2 separate regions of the Homo sapiens genome follow, and region 1 is linked to region 2. The links are chromatin loops, found by intact Hi-C in ENCODE. Cell type or tissue: PC-3. All regions are shown on one strand. Each heading gives the region's core, and the rest is flanking DNA. Links, peaks and the distances in the headings are about the cores only. Region 1 overlaps DGKG (diacylglycerol kinase gamma). Region 2 has its middle 25 kb from the start of LINC02020.

Evidence for each region. A loop is a pair of places that touch in the nucleus more often than their neighbours do. Peaks named below come from ENCODE experiments on the same cell type or tissue, not always from the same donor. Only the 100,000 strongest peaks of a DNase experiment are listed, where the experiment ranks them.
Region 1: a loop joins it to region 2, with 3.0 times the contacts of the local background. A loop is called at or near these places in 6 of 110 quality-filtered maps.

Annotation. Positions count from the first base shown.
Region 1 is chr3:186,277,349-186,285,398 of GRCh38, reverse strand. It overlaps DGKG (diacylglycerol kinase gamma), which reads left to right. Exons shown (of 25, transcript NM_001346.3): 7 at 690-739; 8 at 4,655-4,729; 9 at 5,426-5,548. Among named protein-coding and RNA genes, the nearest start is that of DGKG, 81 kb to the left of the region's middle. In PC-3, for the core only: no CTCF peak of the experiment used is centred there; a DNase peak (open chromatin) is centred at 4,038; H3K27ac peaks cover 1,716 bases.
Region 2 is chr3:186,411,812-186,419,861 of GRCh38, reverse strand. No RefSeq gene overlaps it. Among named protein-coding and RNA genes, the nearest start is that of LINC02020, 25 kb to the left of the region's middle. RefSeq lists an enhancer at 5,007-5,726. In PC-3, for the core only: no CTCF peak of the experiment used is centred there; DNase peaks (open chromatin) are centred at 4,861 and 5,611; H3K4me3 peaks cover 1,970 bases; H3K27ac peaks cover 2,407 bases.

The DNA of each region.
Region 1 (8,050 bases), core at 2,671-5,170, 130 kb after region 2:
CCCATAGCATTATTGAGGATTAAGCAATAATGAGAAAGTCTATAGGACAGTACCTTGTATATGTTAAATGCCATATATAAATGTTCATTTGAAAAGGAAAATAAAAATTAGTAACATCTGTTGAGTGCTTTCTATGTTCTAAGCCCAGTTGATTTGGCCTATCAGTTACACATTAATCTTCATAATAATCCTAGGAGAAACCAACTATTATTCTCTCCACTTTATAGATAAGGAAGCTGAGCTCAAAGAAGTTAAGTAACTTGTTGGGCACCCCCCAGAAGTGGCAGGGCAGTCCTAGGATTTAAATCTGCCTAACTCTACACTTTCTATGCTCAATAGAAGAAAAATTCTGGTGCCTCTGCCCCACCCCCAGCTGGGCATTTGCTTTAGGTTGTGTTCTAGTGACGCTGAAATGTGTTCATGCTCCCCAGGGAATTACACTCATGACCTGGACTTCATCAGCCACATAGGTATTGCTTAGACAGGTCCAGAAGCCAGGTGGTTCTCCTCCCTTGGCCCAGCCTCTCTGTAAGGAAGTCAGACTCTGTGCTCAGAGGGAGGGAGAGCTGGCTGCCATAACCTTCGTCACAGTGGTGACAGAACTAATCTAAAAACCTGGCAGCATCAAAACTTCAGCCATCCGCGCTTCTTAGAGGACACCTCAAGGCTTACCTCTGTGTTTCTTACAGTCATGTTTCGCCTCTATGATTCAGATGAGAACGGTCTCCTGGACCAAGCGGTAAGTTCTCACTCTAAATATCCCTCATGGACCTGAGAAAGGCTGGGGGAGCAGGGAGCAAGCAGAGGAAGAATCTGAAAATGTTCAGTTCCGTCTTTGTAGTAATAGCAATGTCTCGATGCAGGCTGAGGAAATCCGACTAGGACCTCTCCACCCGCTATTTCCAAAGGGCCGGCCTTGCAGAGCGTGAATGCCAACTTACCTTTTCGCTCTAGAAGCCTGGGATCATCAAATCTCAGGATGGAGGGATGCTTTAGCATGTCACCTAGTTTAACTTCCCATTCAGTTCACAAGCGCCTCCTGCAATTTCCTGCAGGAGTCCTGAGGCCAAGAGGAGAGGGCGGGGGAGGCAACAAGACCAAGGGAAAAGGGCACGAGGAAGGAGGCTGCTGGTTACTGTTGATGTGCAAGGAAGGAGGCTGCTGGTTACTGCTGATTTCAGAGGAAGGAGGCTGCTGGTCACTGCTGATGTGCTTTGCCGTCACCCTTGGCTGCCTCTCCTACTCCAGGGCACTAGCCTAGGAGTCTGGTTCTGTCTGCTCTAAGTACATGTTCCCATCCCATTGCACCTGAGAAAGCCTGAGACTCACCCTCACCCCTTCAGGAACAGGCAAGGATCGATCAAGGCTCGTGGAGTAAAAGGAAGAATGGAAAGAGAAGAAGGCAAACAGAGTCAGACAGGCCCTGTTGTCCTGACTGTCAATGTCAGAGATAGGGCTCATTAACAGGAAGGCCCTGAGGTTGAGATGCATGGGGCTGAGTCAGACCAGAGGAAGGAAGGAAGGGAAGAAGTCCACTAGACAAACTGAATCATCCCAATTCCCTCTAAACCCCAGGGTGCCTCTATGGGATCCCTCCAGCTACATTGCAATGCTGCGGGTTGGGTCATTTGAGGAAACATCCAGAGAATCACAGATTCTCAAGCATTTGGTCAACACATATTTACTGAGTATCTGCATTATGTCAGGCACTCTTCTAAGCACTGAGGGTATGGCAGTGTAGCCAACTGACAAAGTTCCATGCCCTCATGAAGCTTTCATTCTAGTCCAAGCACAGACACTAAGCAGCATAGTAAAAACATGTGTCAGGTAGGGATGGGTGCTGAGAAGAAAAATAAAGGAAAGGAAATGTTGGAAGAAGTTGAAGCTTTAGCGAGGGTCGCCGAGGAAGGCCTCTCTAGGAGGGGGCATCTGAACAGAGGCATGAAGAAGGTGAGGGAGTAATTCTAGGGGAAGAGCCTTCCAGGAGAAAGAACAGTGAGTGCGAGGGTCCTGAGGGTCCCTAGGATGTTAGAAGATTCACTCCGGGCCAGTGTGAATGGAGCAGAATGAGTAAACAGATGAGATCACAGTGAGGAAGTAATAGGGGATGAGATCAGAGAAGTCATGGGATGGGGGTAGGAGAGTGGGGAGTTTGCAAATCTTATTAAACGTTATAGGTGATTAATAGTGTTTATCTTTGGCCAGGCGAGTGACTCTTGCCTGTAACCCCAGCACTTTGGGAGGCGGGCAGATCACGAGGTCAGGAGTTCGAGCCCAGCCTGGCCAATATGGTGAAACCCCGTTTCTACTAAAAATACAAAAATTAGCCGGGCATGTTGGCACACACCTGTAGTCCCAGCTACTCAGGAGGCTGAGGCAGGAGAATTGCTTGAACCCTGGAGGTGGAGGTTGCAGTGAGCCAAGATCACGCCACTTACTCCAGCCTGGGCGACAGAGGGAGACTCCGTCTCAAAAAAATTAAAAAAAAAAAGTGTATCTTTTACTCCAGAGAAATGGAGAACCATTGACGATCTTGAGCAGAGGAGTGATGTGATTGACTTATGTTTTAACAGAATCACTGTACTCTGGGTGCAGTAGTTCAAGCCTATAATCCCAGTACTTTGGGAAGCTGAGGTGGGCGGATCACCAGAGGTCAGGAGTTTGAGACCAGCCTAGCCAACATGGCAAAACCCCGTCTCTACTAAAAATACAAAAGAAATTATCCGGGTGTGGTGGCGGGCGCCTGTAGTCCCAGCTACTCGGGAGGCTGAGATGGGAGAATCACTTGAACCCAGGAGGTGGAGGTTGCCATGAGCCGAGATGGCGCCACTGCACTCCAGCCTGGGTGACAGAGGGAATGCAAGCAGGGATACTGGTTAGGAGGCCGTTGAAATAATCAAGGCATGAAATGGTGTAGACTTGTACAGGGTAGAATCATTGCAGGTAGTAAGAAGTTGTTAAATTCCAGATACGTTTTAAAGGTAATATTGGAAGACTGAAGCAAATCTCAAAAGAGTTATCTGATTCAACCTTTCACCGGAATCCCTGTCATATGGACTCCTACCTTAAGACAGCCATTCCACTGCTGGGGGTGACTGCTGGAGAGGGCTTCCTTCTCGAACACAGGCACTCCTCTTTGTGGTGGGGAATCGTTTTCAACTCAAAACCTGCTTCTGCTCCCCTTCTCCCCCAATCCAACAGGGAGGCCAAAATAAGCCAGTCCTCAACTCCTTCCTTCCCTGCATCCCTCTCTGCTTCCTTCTGTCCCCCATACCTGGCCAGGACAAATGGAATACCTATCCCATACAATAGGCCTTCGAGTATTTGAAGGTGCTATCACATCTCCCCTAAAATCTTCTCCAAGCTAAAATTTCTCTATTCCTACACTGGTTCTCATAAGGCAGGCTTAAATATCCACTTTGGACAAGCTCTGGTTTGTAAATGCCATTCCTGGAATGTGGCACAGAACAGAATCCGTCCCCTATGATTCTTTAAGTATCCAAATGTGGCCTGACCAGGAAGACCTCAGGGGAACTTTTTCTTTTTTAAATCTGCCAACTCTGCTTCTATTTTCATAGCCCAAGACTGAGTCCAATTCTTGGTTCCTGAAATACGTTTTCTCTTTAAATCTTGGACCCAACCAGAGATTCACAAGCTCTTTTCTTTTGGAACTTCTGCCAAAACCTTTCCCCACCTTTGTGCCCACTTTCTTACCCTCATCTACTGGCCTATCCTGTAGTTTTGCAATGGATTGTTTTTTAACTTAAATAAAATACAATTTTTTAAAATCCCTGCTGGGTTTTAGCTTGCTATTTGGACCCGGCATTCTATCTGGCAGAGGTAACACTTTTGAACCTTGCTTCAGTCTACCAACATGTCCTCCCAAAGCAATCTTACTGTGAACATCTTAACTGGTGCCTAAATGGTGCTAACTTTGACACCAAATGCCTCTTCAGTCTGGTGTGTTTCAGCGGGGCTCTCAGAACACTGACTCATTGGCAGCCAACAATTCTGTGAGGTTTTAGATGGAGCCTGGCCTCAGTACCAAAAGGCTCAGTCATCAAGTAAACATATTCCTCATGAGTTTCCTGTTCACGGACTCCTGGGGGCTGGGCTAAGGGCTGGACCATGGTAAAAAGGAAACAGAGGAGATAACAAAAGGAATCAAAATCATGGTACCTGAGCTGAGACACACACAGTAACCCTCCATGCAAGAGAAACTGGCCTCGAGCTGAGAGATGGATCCCAAGTTGCTACAGCTGTGGGGATGAGTGATAAGAAGTGACAGGAGAAATCTGCCTTGATTTGTAAGTATTTGTGGAAGCTATAATCACAAAGAGGGATAAAAATAGGAGTGCTTTCTATGCTTTCCAAGTTAAAGCACAGAATAAGGGAAGGAAGGTGGGTCCAGGAGGAAGTCAGTGTTTATGAGCTTTTTGCATACCTCCAGCTTATGCATGCTCTGTGCTTCTCGTGAGCTTTGTGGTCGAGACAGAAATAAACTGAGCTCCTCACAAAATGGCAGTTACTGCACCAGCTTCTTCTCTTGCCCTGCCCTGTCCCTCTTCCCACTGGGCTTAATTTTGAGTTCGGCTCTTAATGACACATCTCTGGTTGTCTCCTTTTGATATTTTCTCCCTTTGCTATTTTCTAGGAGATGGATTGCATTGTCAACCAAATGCTGCATATTGCCCAGTACCTGGAGTGGGATCCCACAGAGCTGAGGCCTGTGAGTTTCTATAAGGATGGGGTGGCTTTGGAGTGAGCTTCTAAGACGGGAGGGGGACACACTCAAGACATGAATGAGTGTTAACCCTGCAGGTGCTCCCAGACTCATCTTCTTATAGGCAGCTTCTTTGGAGTCCTGCACTTTACCTCCTACCTCTCTGATAGGAAAAATGTAGGCAGCAGGAAAACGTGCAGACATAACTGAAATAACCATGCTAATCTTTTCACCAGAACTAAAATGTTATAGCAGAAATTCATCAGTCAAAGAATTTAGAGAGAACTGTAGAGATTTCTATTAGAAAGAATTGTAGAGATCTTCCTCAATCACCAGATAATATGAATTATAAGAATAATTACATTTGGGGGCTCCTATGTGTCAGGTATTTTGTTATTCACTTTACATTCATTTTCTCTAATCCCTGCTACAGTGCCACAAACACAACAATATTATTTCCATTTTTACAGATAAGCAAACCAGAGCCCACAGAGTCAGGGTGACTGGCCCAAGGCCCAAGGGCAGAGCCAGACCTGGAAGCCTGGCCTCCTCACTCCCAGTCTGCTCTATTCACACTTAACAGGAGGGGAAAGGGGTAAAACACAAACCAGATAATGCAAGATGAACAAGACAGCAGAGGCAGAAGGCAGGTAGACATGTCGATGATGAAAATGGACAATGATTGCTCTTTGGATTCCACAGATATTGAAGGAGATGCTGCAAGGGATGGACTACGACCGGGACGGCTTTGTGTCTCTACAGGAATGGGTCCATGGAGGGATGACCACCATCCCATTGCTGGTCCTCCTGGGGATGGATGACTCTGTAAGTCAACAAGCTGGAGTTCAGAGATCTCTTGCCATTCAGGAACATTGGGCTTCATGTTAATATCAACATATCACTTTGGCTTCTGCTCCAGACTGCCCAACAGACGTGCCATGACCAGCCCCAAAGTCCTCTCTATTTACATTATTTTGTATCCATTAGTGCCTGAAGTATATTCATTTGACAGACATTTACTACATTATTACTACTTTAAAAATACTGTTCTGCATGCTGTGAGGGAATACAGACACATTATCTGCCTGCAAGAACCTTATACTCAACCAGGCAAAGGGCCACAAACTTCAAAGAAGAATTCTGTCTTTTCAACAAATTAGGTTTAAAAATGCTAAGAGAATTGGGGAAGGAAGGGTGAGAGGAAAGAACGAAGGGAGAGAGGAAAAAATACGGATCTGTTGTGGGGGTGGCTTCCATTAGTGGTATCTTATTTAATAATCAAAACAACCAGATAAGGTAAATATTTTTATCCCAATTTATACAGATGGAAAACTGAGGTTCTGACCCTAAGGAGCAAAAGGAGGAGTGAGGATTTGTCTCTGACACCAAAGATGTTGCACTTTGTAATATCCCACACATGAGAGTTAGGCCAGTGGGAAGAAACCTTGGAAGGTGTTGACTTGTCCCTGAAGAATGCATGAGATTTTGATGTCCCATTCTTGAGAATAAAGAGCAGGTGGCCTTAAAGACCTAGAGAGAGTTTATGGCTTGGAGAACAGCTTGATTAAAAACACAAATGAAAGAAAGTTCTGGGTGTGTTAGGCAAATCTCCCATTTGATCAGAGTAGGGCATATGTGTACAGGCTTAATGTGAAACTGATTGTTATATATACCTTCATCTGACCCAGTTACTGTATTCTCCACCTATTTACCAAGTGAACTCACTTCCATGCATGAGGTAGGGAAGACTAAAACTAGTAGGAGCACAAATGGTGACATTAAGCGTTTACTAGTCACACCAGTTGTGTGACAACACTACTTTGAGATTACAGATCTCAAAGATTACACCTCTTTGAGACTATTCCATAGAGAGGAACAGGGCAGCAAGTGCAGCTGGGTGAGCCTCTAGCTGACCAAGTTGCCTATAATATCTTCATTTCATAGCTCTGCAATTCAGGACTAAAGCTGAGCCCCCATTTCTGAAGCTCAAGAACTATGAATCTTGCAATCATTTCATAGCATGTCCAGTGCTTTCCAAGCTCTAAGGAGAAATCAAGGAACCAGGATCTACATGACCCCCTTCTTATTCCTTAGAACCCTAGAAAGTCAAGCTGGAAAAGATCTTTGTGGTCCCTGGTTGATCCCCTTTCTTTTACAAACTGAGACCCAGAGAAATGAAGGAACTTGCCCAAGGACATCCACCGAACTAGCACCAGAGATCATCCCCCTTACTCGCTCACATCACGCCTCTCACCCAATGATCCCTTGCCAAGAAGCTTTATGTACAAGAACCCATGTGATCCAGGAACTGGAAGGGCTCAGATAAGTTAGATATGCTTTCTGCTGACTTTACTCACTTAAGATTATACTCAAGACAAAATGGAAGTTCTGTTCCAAAACACCATTTTTTTTTTCTCATTTAGGGAATAAAGATGGGACATTTTAGTTACAGGGAATCAATTTCCATTTTCTGTTCTACTTTGGACTTGCTGAGGTTCAAAATACCACCAACTCTTTGCATGGAAAAGACCCGCTGTCTTGTGGCAGGAGGAAGGAGAGCCCATCTACTTCCTCAGCATTCTCCCAAATGTCTCCCCTAAATGCCAGATCAGCCTTGTAGAAAACTCTCATTTATATCAGGAAAGTGGCCAATGCAAGTTTAGTTTTATTAATCAAGAGTTTTATGCACTTATTTTTAAATATGTACTTTAAAAGTTTTTAACACTTACTATTTGGGGTTTTGGAGAAAGCCCCCATCAATGTCTTAAAAGTCCATTGCTTCTTGGGCTTTTTCAAAACCCACATACAACCACTGAAAAGTCTGGGGAATCACTGAATGAGATATTTGCAAAACAGACTCTCTCCCAGGAAAATCGTAGCAGCAGCATAAAACCTGGTGAGCACGAGGAAGGCTACGCCCACGTTCTGCAGCCACCATCATGTGGAAAGGAAAGAGCCACATGATGGTGCTATAACCCAAGCAGAAACGTTACTTTATCCCAAGTCACGGTCCATGCACTTCTTATATCCATAAAAATAGTAGCTGAGAAAGGGGGATGAGCTAACTGACTTAGCTACTAGAGGTGTTTTCAGATACACTGACAATCCTTTGGGCTCCACGAAGAAGTCTGCTGAAGAGTGCTATCATTTTCCTTCTACCCATACAGGAAAACCCTGGCTTGTGAGGTAGAGGAGCAGGATGGAAAGAGCATGGGCTCTGGCCAGCAAAAGACCCAAGTCTGACTACTCATTCAGTCCCTCATTATCTATGTGGGCTTGGGCTAGTTACCGAACTTCTCCAAATCTCTGTTTCTCATTTCTAGAATG
Region 2 (8,050 bases), core at 3,563-6,062:
TACTGCTACTGGTTGTGAACAAAAAGTGTAGCAAAGATAAAGATATCCCATATTTGCCTAGGAAGCTTTTTGAATATAGTATGAATTGATGTCAATATAGGGGTAGGAAAATAAGCAATATTTAAATGTTAATAATGTTTACATGAAAAGAAAATTATATAATGAATTCATTAACACTGCAAGATCACAGGTTTTGGGATTCCCCCACCCCTTTTTTTTTAAGAGTTGGAGTCTTGCTCTATTGCCCAGGCTGGCCTTAAACTCCTGGGCTCAAGTGATCCTCCTACCTTAGCCTCCTGAGTAGCTGAGACTACAGCCACATGCCACCACCATGACGCCTGGCTGTTTTGGTGCCTTGTATTACTCTTAATTTCTAAAAGCATAAATATTCTCATATATTTTCAAAAATAATATACCCTGGTCATAAAAAAAATTTGAAAATACTGAAAAGTTCATGTAAACATACACAAATAAATATATCTTTATTTGCTGCATGAGTCCCACTCTTTTTTTAAATGAATGTATATCCATATTTTTCACATTCTTTTACAAACCTGGACTCATCCTACTTCATAACAAGCTGTTTCCATTTAATGATATTTCATTATCCCAGATTCCTCTCAGTCTGCACCCCCTGAAATGAACCCAGCTGTGAGAGACTAATGTTTACTGCTGCAGCCTGATTTGATAAGTAGCCTGCAAGTTAAGCAGACTGTCTTTTTCCAGTGAAAGTTTTCTAGGCTAATGCAGGAAAAATGTGTAATTGAGATAAATGCCCCTGGTGTTTTCCCAGAGTGCCATCCAAGTCCCCAGAGGCTTGTTTATAGGCATGCGGTCGTGGGGGTGGGGGGTGGTCTTTCCTCTCTGCAGCCTCTGCCTTACCTCTGCTGTTGCTGTTTTGCTTCTGTGGAAACCGAGGTGCTGAAAGGGTTCAAGGCATTTGGGAACCACCTGGGGAAGCTCACTGTCATTACTTGCTCAGAAGGCTGTTCTCACCTAGACCCATAACTCACTTCTGGGGCCTTGAGATAATCTGCTTGGCTCAGTTGACTGCAGGCCAAAAGGAGCAATTCATAAAGCTGCCACCTGGGAAAGATAACCCAGGCTACAGATTCCCTGAGTCCTAAGAGCCAGCTCGCTCTGTCCCGGCTACAACTCAGTGACCATGGAAACCAGCCGGCACTCACACACCTGCTCCTGCTCTTTGCAATTCCTGACCTCTCCCACCTGAGAAGTGTGCCTAGACTTGTGACCCTTGAGAGTGACTGCTTGGGAAGGGGCTGTCTTGAGCATTTCCATAGTCTGAGCTATGTTTTAACCTGGCAGCTGTGTGCAGGACATCTTGGAGCCAAGAGGGCTTTGAGGGAGGAGACCCTTTGGCAGGCACCAGAACAGTCTGGTTCTAGAATGACCACAGTGGTGGCCTGGGGAGGAAAAGAGAGCACTACTGAGAGAGATGTCTTTTCCAGTGGAAGAAAAGAACAAAAGCAAAAATGGAAGAAAAAAATCAGCCATAACTCTACTGCTCAGACTTAACATTGTTAATAGGTATGGAATCTTCTGGTCTTCTTCCTATGTATATGGAAAATGGATGATACTGTACACACCATGCTATAACCCACTGTTATTTGCCTAATTATAGAGAGAACATCTTTCTCTGTCATTAAATGGACAAAATGAATGAATGTTGCCTTCAGCTCTTCCTCTCTTCTCTGTCTGTCAGGGTCCTCCTCCCCAGGACTCCAGGCTCAGACAGCTGCCAACTCATCTCTGATAAAGTGCTACCCTTTCCAAGGCTGTTTGCCTTTTGCAAGAAACTCTTAAAAGCAGATCATCTTCATACTCCCCAAATTAGTCATTGGTGACTAATGGCAGAATATGAGAGTGGAGAGACGTTTCTACTCTGTCAACTCTCTGGTGAAGTAGGAATCTGAAGAAAACGGGAACACCCTGGGCCTTTGGTGTGTGATGCAGAGATGTCTGAATGTTCCCTAGAGCCTGACAGGATGGTATAAGTGAATCCACAAATGCATGAAAGATTTGTTGATTATGGGGGGAAGCATTGAGGAAGGACTCACCCACAGCCTGGAGTAACAGTAACAACATGGGATTCGGAGTCACACAGCCGTGGGTTAAAATTCTGGCTCTGTCAATTTCTAGCTGTGTGACCCAGGGCAAGTTGCTTAGCAGCTTCATGCCCTAGTTTCCTCACCTGTAAATGGAGATAGTAACACCTCCCTCACAGGGTTGTCATAAGAACTAAAACAAGATTCTATAGGTAAAGCATCTAGTCAGTGCTGAGCACTCAATAAGTGGTAGATATTAAGTCTAAAACAATAAAAATAACAACACATACCTTTTGAAATTCATATTTGGCCAGCAGTGAAATACGTAGGTACAAACCACATCAAGAAAATTTGATATACGAATATCTGAATTTGCATAACAAAGTAAGGTCTGATTGGTCATGCCATCTAGAATAATTTGCTTTACAAAGATGCAGTCAGTCAGTAAACAAATATACACGAGTTTCTACTATGTGCCAGGCACAGTAGAAGATCTTGGGTACTTAGAGGTGTGTAAAGCAGTCTCTGCTCTCAAGCACCTCATTTTTTAGTGGGGAAGACAGATAATTAACTCATACTTTCATATTTGCAGTTACACGTATTGAGACATGAAGACACAGGCATAGTTGCAGACATAGACATGGACATTTTTTTCCTTGGCGATAGGCACTGTGAAGAAGATGAAGCAGGATACTCTGATAGAGAATAACTGGCGTGGGATGTTTTAGCCAGAACAGTAATTGTGGGGGTAACGTCTGAGCTCAGACCTAAGTGGTGAGAAAGCAGCTGTGTGGAGATCCGTGGGGAGGACAAAGCGAGCAAGAACTCCAAGTGCAAAGATGCGCCAGCTAGAACAAGCTTAGCATAGGTGAGGAGGAGAAAGCAGTGGTGTGTCATGAAATACTATGCAGCCATAAAAAGGATGAGTTCTTGTCCTTTGTAGGGACATGGATGAAGCTGGAAACCATCATTCTCAGCAAACTATCGCAAGGACAAAAAAAACAAACACCGCATGTTCTCACTCATAGGTGGGAACTGAACAAGGAGAACACTTGGACACAGGAAGGGGAACATCACACACCAGGGCCTGTTGTGGAGTGGGGGGAGGGGGGAGGGATAGTATTAGGTGATAGACCTAATGTAAATGACGAGTTAATGGGTGCAGTGCACCAACATGGCACATGTATACATATGTAACAAACCTGCACGTTGTGCACATGTACCCTAGAACTTAAAGTATAATAAATATATATATATATGAAAGAAAGCAGTGATGTGATTAGAACCTTATGAGCCAGGATGGGAATAAAGACAGCCATGACTGAAGAGGCAGGAGCCAGACTATGTAGGACAGAGGATGGCAAACACTCTCTGTAAAGGGCCAGATAGCTCGTATTTTAGGCTTTGTCACACCGACTCTGTCACAGCTACTCAACTCTGCCCTTGTGGTACCAAAGCAGCCATAGATAATTCATCTTTAGATGCAGCCATAGATAAGTCATCTATAGATGGGGGTGATGGGGGTGTGCATGCTCCAATAAAACTTTATTTACAAAAAGTGGTGGGAGAGAGAAACAAAGGGCCATAATTTGTTAACCCTTGATTTAGACTGGTGAAGGCCTCGATGAGGAAGCTGGATGTTATTATCAGTGTGGGTTTTAAGCAGAGGAGTGATAGAGTCTGATTTATATTTTTAAAAGGATTGCTCTGTTCTATGGAGGATGGACTGGAAGGCAAGGGAGGAAGCAGGGACCTGGGAAAGAGGCTGGTGAAATAGTCCAGGGAGGGATGGCAGAACAGCAGAGGTGCTGAGAAGTGACCAGATCCTGATTATACACTGCATTAGAACCAGCAGGATTACAAATGAATTGAGTGTAGGGGATGAACGAAAGAGAGGAATCAAGAATGATTGCTGGTTTTTTGGCTCTAGCAGCTGGGTTGATGATGCCACATATACTGAAATGGGGAACACTAGGGGAGAGGTATATTTTAAGGGATAAAAAGCAATCTATCAATTTTGTCCTTGCTAAGTTCGAGCTGCCTAACGGACAGGCAGGTGATGATGGCCAGCAGGCAGTGGTGTTTGCACATCTAGAACTCAGCGAGAGATCCAGCTAGAGATAGAAATTTGGCAGTCGACCAGGTGCGGTGGCTCAAGCCTCTAATCCCAGCACTTTGGGAGGCCGAGGTGGGCAGATCACCTGAGGTCAGAGGTTTAAGACAAGGCTGGCCAACATAGTGAAACCCCATCTCTACTAAAAATACAAAACAATTATCCAGGAGTGGTGGCTGGCGCCTGTAATCCCAGCTACTCAGGAGGCTGAGGCACTAGAATTGCTTGAACCCGGGAGGCAGAGGCTGCAGTGAGTTGAGATCATGACACTGCACTCCAGCCTGAGTGATAGAGCAAGACAAAAAAAAAGGAGAGAGAGAAAGAAAGAAACAAGGGAAGGAAGGAAGGAAGGAAGGAAGGAAGGAAGGAAGGAAGGAAGGAAGAAAGAAAAGAAAAGAAAAGAAAAGAAAAGAAAAGAAAAGAAAAGAAAAGAAAAGAAAAGAAAAGGCAGGCAGAAATTTGAGAGTCATCAGAGTGCCAGGATGGGCATCCTCCAGTTTTCTCTAGGAAGGAGGAAATGAAGCCAGGAGGAACAAAGGTAGAATGCAGGTCCTTCCAGTACACTGAGGTGTGGTAGAGGCAGGGAGGACAGCAGAGGAGCCTGAGAAGGAACAGTCAGCAACCTGGGGACAAGCCAAGTGAGTGTGAGGGTCAAGGAATCACACCCGTTTCAAGAAGGAAGCCATGGGTGATTGCATCGAATGCTGCTGAGTGACTCAAGTAAGAGGAGGTTTCTGCATAGGACTCGCCAGAGGAGTCCCACAACTGTTGAACTGTCCAGGACATTTACAATATGATTCCGTTTCCAAAAATTCAAAACTGCAATTTACCCACAACTTCTTAGTAACACAAATCAGCTCAACATCTATTGAGTTGCTACTATGACTCACCTTTTTTGCTTAAAAATCCTTGGAACAAAGACAAGTTTGCAAAATGTCTTAAATCAAGCAGCCTACACTTAGAAGGAGAAAAGCCGGGTAATGATATTTTTAACTTGCAGGGGCTGTAGAGGTGATATGAAAAAAGAGCCGTTTTTTAATTTATATATAGCCAATCAGAATCAGACACGGTAGGGATCATAGAATTAATAACTCACAAAATCCACAGGTGATCTCTTTTAAGGCAATGATTTTCACCTCTTTCACCATTTAGATCCATCTTTAAATGTGAACTTCTCCTTCCTTTTCCCTGACAGCTTTAAGGAGGGGTTGATAATAGGAATTGAACTGGCCACAGGGCACCAGGCAAGGAATAAAGATCAGTGCACTTCTAGATGGTCATCGGTCTGGTTCTCTAGAGCGGCAGGAGGTACAGTCACAGTTCCCTGGTCAGGCTGGGCCGGCACCCACTAGGCATGCACCTGGCCCTGCTGAGGCAGCGATTCACATTTCCTGACTTGCATTCAAAAGGTTGTTCTTTCTGACCCAATTTGGTCATTGGCACAAGGGCGTCACCGCCTCTTGCCTCGTTCCCTTTCTCATTTCAGTCTCCTCCCTCCCCTGACACTGCTCCTTCTTCCTGCCCCAAGAAAAGCGGTTAGGTCTCCAGAGGCTGGATGGTGCGTAGTGAACAGAGTACCTGTTCTATGAAAAGAATTCTAAAGCTTTCCCCAGCTTCCACCTCAAACCGTGAGCTCTGCAAGCCCCGTCCCCCGGCCCCCCTCAACACACACACACCGCGCCCAGGGATCGATGAACTAAAAATAGCCGAGGCTTGTAAATGAACTGGAACCTTTTCTGCTGTGTTCTTAGCCCTTCACAGTCGTGGCAGGGACACAGGGAGGAGCACAAGCCAGAGCTGCTTATTTTTCCAGCCATGCCTGTTGGAGGCAAGCGCCCCCACCCCCTGCTGCTTGGTGGATTAATGATGGCATTTCCCCCCTCTAGCTTCCCATCTCCTGTGAAGTACAACTTGTCCTGTTCCGGGACGCCACTTGGCATTCCTCCTGGAGGAAGCGGATTTTGAGTTGCATTTCAAAAGAAATGTACTGTCACACTGGTGTGCTCTAAATTAGCGATCTCCCAGGGCAGTCAGGATAAGTCCCACTCCCTGCAGCTACAGTTCTCCCTGGAAACATTCCCTGCCTGGCATGGTGACCGTCTCCTCCCGTCTATCTTCTGATATTTTTTGAATATAGCCTGTTAGGTGCTATATACCATGTAAAATATTGCCGGGTACTGTGCCAGAGGCTTGGAGTTCACAGATGAATTAATACGGTTTATTTGTAATTCCTCATTTGTCCTGAGAGACATGGAATAGGGGAAGTGTGTTCCCTGGGTCTTTTGGGTACTGCCCAAGAGTAGCCAAGGTCAAGAGCACAGTGAGAAGGAGGCAGCCAAGGACATCTCCAGGGGCTGGGGGGAAGGAAGGCATTTCCCTTGGGGTCTGGGGTCCCCGGGAATGGCCTTGGCTGCTTCTGTCTTATGCTATATTTTGGCACCCAGTAGGCACTCCACACATGGTAATGGAGTACAGTGGTTAAGAGCACGTGGTTTTTGGAATCAGGCAGACCTGGGTTCACAGCCTGCCTTATGCCGCTTGCAGGTGACCCAACTTCTCTAGGAGTACGTTTCTTCATCTTTAAAACAGGGTTAATGATAGAACCTTCCTGATAAGGTGATTGTGAGGATGCAATGAGACTGTGTGTCTAAATCACTTGTTCTCTTGCCTGGCACAGGGTAAACAATAAATGGCATTATTTTAAAATATAGTGTATTGGCTGGGCACGGTGGCTTATGCTTGTAATCCCAGCACTTTGGGAGGCCAAGGCGGGGGGATCACCAGAGGTCAGGAGTTCGAGACCAGCCCGGCCAGTGTGGTGAAACCCTGCCTCTACTAAAAATACAAAAAATTAGCCAGGTGTGGTGGTGCTTGTCTGTAATCCCAGCTGTTTGGGAGGCTGAAGCAGGAGAATCACTGGAACCCAGGAGGCGGAGGTTGCAGTGAACCGAGATTGCTCCACTGCACTCCAGCCTGGGCGACAAAGAAAGATTGCGTCTCAAAAATATAATATATATATATATAGTATTAATAGAACACTTGAGGTACAGTAAGGCAAACAGACCAGTTGACAATTGCCATTAAGAGATAGTTTATTACAGTTCCCAAAAGGAGGGTGTATGCCATGCCATGGGGGGAGAGGGCCACAGGGAAACATCAGGAGGCGGAAGGAGGGGTAAACTGTGGGCAAGAGCTCTTATTGTGGTTTCATGGGAAGGAACAGGTCAGGCAGGGTAAGGGGGCTTCAGATTGACTGGTTTAAATAATTCCAGTGGCTCTGGTGCATAGGGGCTGTCTCTGTTGTCTGGTCCTGGCCCTGGGATGATTAGGGCAGGTGAGTAGTGACCCAGAGCCTTATCATGGAGGTGGCTGGAGCTTGGGCTCTGGATTGATTGGTTTGCATTTCCAAGACATACTCATGGACAAGTTGTTCGCTGTCTCTAGGAATTGACTCATCCAGGGAGGGGCAGTCCCTCCAGAGTCAGCAAGGCCCCAGGTGCCAAAGCATCAGAATACAGAAAGTAAAAGCCATGATTAATACAAGTACCTAGTATTTTTCTATACATATGTACACGGTACGAAGCTTAGTCCATAACAATGGGAAAGTAAGGTTACCTTTCTTCTAAATTAAGTTAAATCTTACTTGGAGACTTGATTCTGATGGGTACAGTAATTCACTCTCAGTTTCTTTTGGAGCTTCTCCTCACTGTCCAAACCTCAGCTCCAGGAAAGAGAGCAAAGGCCTCTCTGTCTTCTCCACCAGAGAAAAAGATGCAGGAAGGCGTCCCCAACCCTTCAAGCCACCGTTCGTCTCAGTTCCTGCTGAGATGCTCCCTGTCCAGGCCCTCTTTGTTCCTCAGGCCTGGGAAGC